2 separate regions of the Homo sapiens genome follow, and region 2 is linked to region 1. Evidence: read pairs that join two places in POLR2A ChIA-PET (ENCODE). Cell type or tissue: B cell. All regions are shown on one strand.

Region 1 (4,000 bases):
GTGACAGCCCAAGAGGGTTATGAGGGACCCCAGTAAACACTAGCAGCTTTCAGTTAGAGCCAGGATGGGGCACAAAAAAGGAGGACGCATTTGCACCCGGAAGCTCAGGGCATACAGGAGTATAGGGGCTGAAGGTGAAAGTTGTAGGGTCCAAGGAGAAACTGGCACATTCTCCCCTCACAGGCAGATCTGCAATAAGTGACGGCCCAGGCATGACTGTGAGTAGGGGTGTCCAATCCCACCGAGGGGGAAGATCCTGTCTCATCCAATTCTTTCAGTGAAGTTTAGAAACCAGAAGCCTGGAAGATACAGCTTGGTTTACTTACCTCTGAGTATCCGTCCATGCAGATGGGACAACTGACAGTACCTGAGGGCCTAAGAGCACAGTGCTTCACGTTAGTTTCTCAGTCAACGCAAACATTTTATTATACCCTGTCACGTGAGTGGCCCCTATCCCCTACAAGAGTCCCGTCCCTGGCCTCCTGACTCTGCCTTAGCGCGGGCATCCGAGAGACTTTCAGGAAAGCCAACTGCCCCAAGGGCATGTGGGAGGGTGAACATGAGAAGGTGCACACAACCTGAGTCACCCTGCCCTCCCCCAGGCCCCTACCAGCCCCAGGATCCCTGTCTGGGGCCACTGGGACTGTCTGCACACACTGTGTCAGCGCTTGGCATCCTCTGGTTACAGTGGGAATAGCTGGACTCAGTTCTGGACCCAGTTCCAACTGTATCCAGATGCTGGGTAGAGGCTTGGGCAAGCCCTTCCAGGGCCAAGGGCTCACAGATTTGCTGAAAAGTATTCCCATGCCCTGGCCCCACATCCTAGCATGGCGGCAGCAGAGCTGGGGGCACGTTGGTACCTGAGGCCTGTAGCGCCCTCATCCCTGGCGTTTCTGGGAGTATGGGTAGTCACATATACGTCTCTGTCCCTGGACAACTCCTCATCGTCACTGCTCACCACACAGCTGTCAGCATGGTCCTGGGGCAGCCTCCTAGCATTCCTCCTTGGTCTTCTTCTTTCTAAGGTAAGAGGTCACATTTTCAGGTTGGAGGCTCTCTACTCTTACCATCCTCACCACTCCCATCCTGACGCCTCTTAAGACCCTCTTCCTTCCCTGCCTGGGACCCCCAGAGACAAACTGCTGCCATGCTCAGCTATAACCCAGAAGGTTCTGCCCAGCTCTGGAGGCCACTATCTTATCTTCCCAGGAGAAACCCCCCAACCCCTGCTGTGAGCTACCAGCCTTCTCCAAAATCTGGTAGGCCACAAGAAAGGACTATAGCTCAGTGCTCAATGATAGTGGTGAAGTTTCTTCAGCAGGCACAAGGGGGACTGGCTGTGTGGGTCTGACCACAGCATCTGCGAAGGCATCTTCCTGCTTGGAGCGCTCCAAGCCCTTGGGGATGGTCTGGCAAGACCTGCAGCACCGCGGCTCTCACCTATGCCAGTTTCCTCTCCAAACCCAGTGAAAAAGGAAACGAAACCACTCACCGTCAACAATCTTGTAAACAGAAGGAGAAAAACAAAAGAGAAAGAAGCAATCAGTTTGATATAAGTGATAAACGAAGCCATTTCTTTTTTCTGACGTGTGACACCCTCTGTGGAACCCTCTGGTGAGCAGCAGAGGCCCCACCCTCCTCCCACCCACAGAGGATCTGTGCACCTCTCCCAGTCAGTCAAGCCCACTTCCCAAGTCACTCCACCTCCCAGCTGATGTGCTGTGTCTCTCCCTGCTGGGTGTTTAGTGGAGTCTCCTGGAGCGTGAACACAGCCACAGCCACACCATGTGCTGACTGCAAGACCTGGGGACCTTCCTTACTATCTGGGGGCTGCCACAGCCACACCATGTGCTGACTGCAAGACCTGGGGACCTTCCTTACTATCTGGGGGCTGCCACAGCCACACCATGTGCTGACTGCAAGACCTGGGGACCTTCCTTACTATCTGGGGGCTGCCACAGCCACACCATGTGCTGACTGCAAGACCTGGGGACCTTCCTTACTATCTGGGGGCTGCCACAGCCACACCATGTGCTGACTGCAAGACCTGGGGACCTTCCTTACTATCTGGGGGCTGCCACAGCCACACCATGTGCTGACTGCAAGACCTGGGGACCTTCCTTACTATCTGGGGGCTGCCACAGCCACACCATGTGCTGACTGCAAGACCTGGGGACCTTCCTTACTATCTGGGGGCTGCCACAGCCACACCATGTGCTGACTGCAAGACCTGGGGACCTTACTTACTATCTGGGGGCTGCAGCTTTCTCTTCTGAAGCAGAGTCACCAGAGCCCACATCTGACTGTGCTGTTGTGAGGGTTACGTGAGGCAGTGAACATTTAGACAGCACTAGGGGCATGATGCTCTCTCAAGCTGACGCGACCAATGTAGGCCACTGCCAAGGTGGAGCCTTCATGTGGAGGAGGATTTGCATTGCTCAGTAGGTTGTTACAAGTAACTAACAGAGAAAAGCAGGCTATGCATGACCAATGCGTGTGACACACACCAAGGATTGAACACAATCCAATTCTCTGTCCTGGGGGCCTAAGAACCTGACAAGCCTCTCACCTGCCAGCTCAGAACTTACATCTAGACAATTTCTGCTCCAACAGTTTCAAACGTGGTTCCTCCCACCTTCTGGCCAAGTGCTCTTACCCATCTAGGGGGGCCAGTGGAACGCCCTTTCCCTCTTGCTGAGCACGTAGGAGGGGCTGTTTCAGGAAAGTTCTCACCACCAAAGCCCTACTGCTCACCTCACCCTGCCTGTCCCCTGGGCAGGACATCCTGCCCTACAGTGACAAGAAGCTCTAATCCTCTACTCTGACTCCCGTGCAGCCAGGATCCTAGACGTGAACCGAGTTCCCTCAAACAGACACACTCATGCTACTGGCAGGGCAGGGGATGGAGGCCGATTTGAGCTGCTGAGGGTGTTGGCACTGGCAGGCACAGCTGCATCCTGAAGAAACACTTCTGGCAGAGGCTGCTATGTCTTGAGCCCAGGCCTCTCCTCCCTAGAAAGGGTCTGCAGTACTGTCTACACGAACCCAAAGATATGAGTGCAGGGGGTGGATGCCGCCTCCAGACCTTCTTCATGGAGCAGACACAGCAGCTCCCTAGGTGGGTCAATGCTTCGAGGTCAAGAGTTATTCCTGGAGACCCAGCCCAGACACTGCTGATTTAGGCTTCTCCTTCCATGTTAAAATCCACTAAGCTTAGGAATAATTAGAGTGGATTTTGTTTCCCAAATGGCATCCTGACATACACAAACGGCCATGCAGGAAGAATGCAGGACTGAGTATAAAGGTCTTTGATTTGAGGATGAGAATATAATCCACATACGTGGAGCCACTGAAACGTGCTCCCCTTTCCTCTTAGAGGAGACTGCAGACGGTGAAAAGGGAAATCTGGGGACAATCAGTCAACCTCACCATCAGGACCAAACTTACCAGGGCCGGCACAATGTACTGTCCGCATGAAATCTAGAAAAGGAGGCTCTGGTAACAGTGCTGGCCCTTGGGGAAAGCCTTGGGTTTAGCTGGGAGCAAAAGCAAATTCTTCTGTGGCTAGAAATGACCCCAGCTTTCTACAGCTCCAACATGCCCCCACCCTCTGCCAAGATGACCCACTAATTAGGTGTGGACACCTGGAAAGGGTATGACACTCCCAGTGCCCCAGCCATGACAGTGCGCGTACTGAGTCTTTATGGTCTCTTGTGAGTCATACCCAGCTTGCCTGTGGATGGTACCAAACTGAGGCCTGTCCTGAGCACTGAGCCCAGGGGCTGCTGGCAAGCAGCAGGTGATACACACACAACTACTGGGGTGCATAAGAACAGGGTCGCCAGAGTGTTTCCTCACTGGTAACAATTCTGACTGTCCCCGCTTTTAATGAGAGAAAAACAGCTTCCAGATGAGTCTTCAGTATAAGAACAACACCACAGGCTGGGCGCGGTGGCTCACACCTGGAATCTCAGCACTTTGGGAGGCCGAGATGGGCGGA
Region 2 (4,000 bases), 70 kb after region 1:
AGGAACTGATCTGTGGCTTCCTCAGCTCCCTCCACCCTCACCCCTACTCCGCACTCTTGGGATCTGCAGAGAGGCCAAAGGCCCTGCAGAGTCCCCACAGGACTAGAACCACTGACGCAGCCCCAGCCAGCATGTAGGCTCCAGCACAGAAGGGCCGGCTCTGCCCCATTCACTCAGCCAGTCCTGAAATGGCCTTCAGCCACCCGCCACGTGTCAGCTGACTGGCATGGAGGGAGCCCAGGCTGGGGCTTGGGCAGTTGGACCACGTCTTTTCCTCCCCGCGAGGCTGTGGGGCCAGCCTGGGACTTGGGGCTTCTCCGAAGATCTCATCCGAACACGGAGTGATTACTGACACTCATAGAGCTTCTGGGAGCAGGAAGGGGAACGTGGAGCTCCCGTGCCCGTGGAGGCACCTGGAATGGGGTGCAGATGCCATTCAGGGCCCCCAGAGCCCCCCATCCAGCCTACCTCATCAGGGGGTCGATCCAGTTCTCCTTCACGTGGGCTGGCTCGTAGATGAGGCTCCACTCATCCTTGATCCATGAGCACAGGTGCAGGGGGTTGAAGAAGAACCTGAGGAACTGGGGTGGACGGGGGCTGTCAGGGGGCCGGAGCCCTGGGCCCAACCCCTCACCGGGCAAAGTCCCCAGCACCCCCAGTGAGCTCCCTGCCCCCAAGGCCCCCAGCACCCCCAGTGGCTCCCCCCAAGGCCCCCAGCACCCCAGTGAGCTCCCTGCCCCCAAGGCCCCCAGCACCCCCAGTGGCTCCCCCCAAGGCCCCCAGCACCCCAGTGAGCTCCCTGCCCCCAAGGCCCCCAGCACCCCCAGTGAGCTCCCTGCCCCCAAGGCCACCGCGCAGGGTGTGCTTCTGGGACTGTCACCACGGAACTCTGATGCTGGTGCTGGAGGCCTGGACCTTGGCTCCCCTTCCAGCTGGGAGGAGCAGCCCCCGGGGTCCCTGGGTGGGCTGCCGTGGGGAGGGGGTGCCTGAGAAGCTGGCGGCACATCCTCAGCTTGGAGGGCCTTGTCCAGTCAACTTCCCGAAAGCCAGTTGGATGGGGAGCCGAGGGTCCGGGGCTCCATGGTGACGGCCCCAGAAGCACATCCTGAATGGTGGTCTTGGGGGCAGGGAGTTGACTTGGGAGGTGGCCGAGGAGGCACGGGCTGAGCGGGGGTAATGGTGGGCAGGATGGCGGCTTCTGTGTGCCGGCCAGGCAGGGCCTGCAGTCACTGCTGTGCCTCCCCAGGGTGGCCACCCTCCCCAGCAGCCTCCCCTCGGGCCTCCACGCCCTTCTCTTCTCCATGCAGAGGAAACCAGGGATCCCTCTAGAGCCTTCCGCAGCTGCTTCCACCCCCTTTCCCACCCCTTCCCATTTCAGCTGCACGCTGTTACTGCTTCCTCCCTCAAGGGGGCCATTTTCCCTGCCCCGAGGCTGGGGTCTCTACTTACCTTCCTTCTGGCCACCCCCATTTGGGAGCAGACCTTTTGTGCTTTCCTGAGTCCCCTGGGACAGACTCAGCACTGGTCCCTGCCCCCACCCAATCCCTCCATCTCCAAACCCCATCCCCACACTCAGCGTCTCAGCTGGGGTGCTCCCACCAGGACACAGCCCTGTATTGAGGCCCCCATCCTCACTGGGGTGTGGTGGGACAGCCCTACCCGGAACCTGCTGGAGTTGGGGTGGGGCTTTGCGGTGGGTCTGACTCCCCCTCTGCCAGCGGGCAGATTCCCTGGAGCTGTGGGGCCATCAGCCCCCTACAGGTGTCTCAGGGCCACTCCCTGCAGAGTGAGGAGCGCCACCTCCTGGGAGCCACACCATGTCACCGCCCACCACTCCTGACCATGGTGGTACCAGCACCCAAGGTGTGGCCCAGGGGCTTCCCTGGAGAGGCCACAAGGTGGCGTCCCAGTAGCTTGCTCCCCTTCTTCAAGGCCCAGGCTGGCCTCTTCCTGGAGCCCCGAGGCAGGAAGAAGGACCCCAATGGGATAGGCATGGCCCAGCGGGGCATGGGGTGTGGGATGGAGGGAGGCAGTCTCCTGGGCAGTTCCCTTGGGGATTTACGTGGGCAATTCACATGGATCTGCCTCCAGAGGCTCTCTGAGTTGGTAAGTGTGCAGGCACCAGTGTTGGGGGCACCACCCTGTCCCCAACGGTGCTGTGTGGCCAGCGCCCCAAATTCCTAGGGAGTCCCTGCAGCAGCCCCTGAGCACTCTGTCCTGGGCTGGCGCTTTGGGGCTCTGCAGGCCGAGATTGATCCAGGGCCACCTCCACCACTGTGGGACCCAGGGCAAGACAAAACATGGATCTTTGTTCAACAATTTTTTTTTTTTTTTTTTTGAGATGGAGTCTCGCTCTGTCGCCCAGGCTGGAGTGCAATGGCGCCATCTCAGCTCACTGCAACCTCCGCCTCCCAGGTTCAAGTGATTCTCCTGCCTCAGCCTCCTGAGTAGCTGGGATTATAGGCGCGTGCCACCATGACCGGCTAATTTTTTTCTATTTTTAATAGAGACGGGGTTTCACCGTGTTGGTCAGGCTGGTCTCAAACTCCTGACCTCAAGGGATACACCCACTTCGGCCTCCCAAACTGCTGGATTATTGTGCCCGGCCTCAACAATTATTATTATTATTATATTATTATTATTATTATCATTTAGGAAGGGGTCTTGCTCTGTCACCCAGGCTGGAGTGCAGTGGCACAATCATGGCTCACTGCAGCCTCAAACTCCTGGGCTCAAGTGATCCTCCTGCTTCAACTTCGTGAGTGGCTGGAATTACAGGTAAGCACCACCATGCCAGGCTAATTTAAAAAAAATTTTGGCCGGGCGCGGTGGCTGACGCCTGTAATCCCAGCACTTTGGGAGTCTGAGACGGGTGGATCACAAGGTCAGGAGATCGAGACCATCCTGGCTAACATGGTGAAACCCTGTCTCTACTAAAAATACAAAAAAAATTAGCCAGGTGTGGTGGCGGGCGCCTGTAGTCCCAGCTACTCGGGAGGCTGAGGCAGGAGAATGGCATGAACCTGGGAGGCAGAGCTTGCAGTGAGCGGAGATCACGCCACTGCACTCCAGCCTGGGGGACAGAGTGAGACTCCACCTCAAAAGAAAAAAAATATTTTTTTGTAGAGATGGGGTTTTGCTCTGTCGCCCAGGCTGGTCTTGATCTCCTGGGCTCAAGCAAACTTCCAGCTTTGGCCTCCCAAAGTTTTGGGATTACAGGCGTGAGGCACCATGCCCCGCCTGTTCAGCAATTATTAAGAATGTCGGCCGGGCGCGGTGGCTCACGCCTGTAATCCCAGCACTTTGGGAGGCCGAGGCGGGCGGATCACGAGGTCAGGAGATCGAGACCATCCCGGCTAAAACGGTGAAACCCCGTCTCTACTAAAAATACAAAAAATTAGCCGGGCGTAGTGGCGGGCGCCTGTAGTCCCAGCTACTTGGGAGGCTGAGGCAGGAGAATGGCGTGAACCCGGGAGGCGGAGCTTGCAGTGAGCCGAGATCCTGCCACTGCACTCCAGCCTGGGCGACAGAGCGAGACTCCGTCTCAAAAAAAAAAAAAAAGAATGTCAAGCTGGGCGCAGTGGCTCACGCCTGTAATCCCAACACTTTGGGAGGCCGAGGCAGGCGGATCACCTGAGGTCAGGAGTTCGAGACCAGCCTGGCCAACATGGTGAAACCCTGTCTCTACTAAAATACAAAAATTAGCCAGGCGTGATGGCACATGCCGTAATCCCAGCTACTTGGGAGGCTGAGGCAGGAGAATCACTTGAACCCAGGAGGCAGAGGTTGCAGTGAGCCGAGATTGCACCACTGCACTCCAGCCTGGGCGACAGAGCGAGACCCCGTCTTAAAAAAAAAAAAAATGTCAAGATAGTAATAGAAGAGCAGACACCAGTGACTTCTTGTTTCCAGGGTTTGGTTTCTGGTTTCTGGGGTTTGGTTTCTGGTTTCCAGGGAAGCTGGCCCCAACTCAGTCTCCAGGTATCTGCCAGAAAATGCC

The links. ChIA-PET counts read pairs that join two places held together with the same protein. Peaks named below come from ENCODE experiments on the same cell type or tissue, not always from the same donor. Only the 100,000 strongest peaks of a DNase experiment are listed, where the experiment ranks them.
Region 2: POLR2A ChIA-PET joins it to region 1 with 5 read pairs; 4 of 35 experiments call an interaction of 5 or more read pairs at or near these places.

What each region holds. Positions count from the first base shown.
Region 1 is chr4:2,509,458-2,513,457 of GRCh38, reverse strand. RNF4 (ring finger protein 4) reads right to left here. Exons shown (of 8, transcript NM_002938.5): 5 at 1,493-1,502; 6 at 861-1,020; 7 at 327-375. Among named protein-coding and RNA genes, the nearest start is that of FAM193A, 25 kb to the left of the region's middle. In B cell, no CTCF peak of the experiment used is centred here; a DNase peak (open chromatin) is centred at 1,537; H3K27ac peaks cover 2,978 bases.
Region 2 is chr4:2,439,711-2,443,710 of GRCh38, reverse strand. CFAP99 (cilia and flagella associated protein 99) reads right to left here. Exons shown (of 16, transcript NM_001193282.4): 5 at 469-581. Among named protein-coding and RNA genes, the nearest start is that of CFAP99, 23 kb to the right of the region's middle. In B cell, CTCF peaks have their summits at 1,676 and 1,877 (motif pointing right); a DNase peak (open chromatin) is centred at 1,870.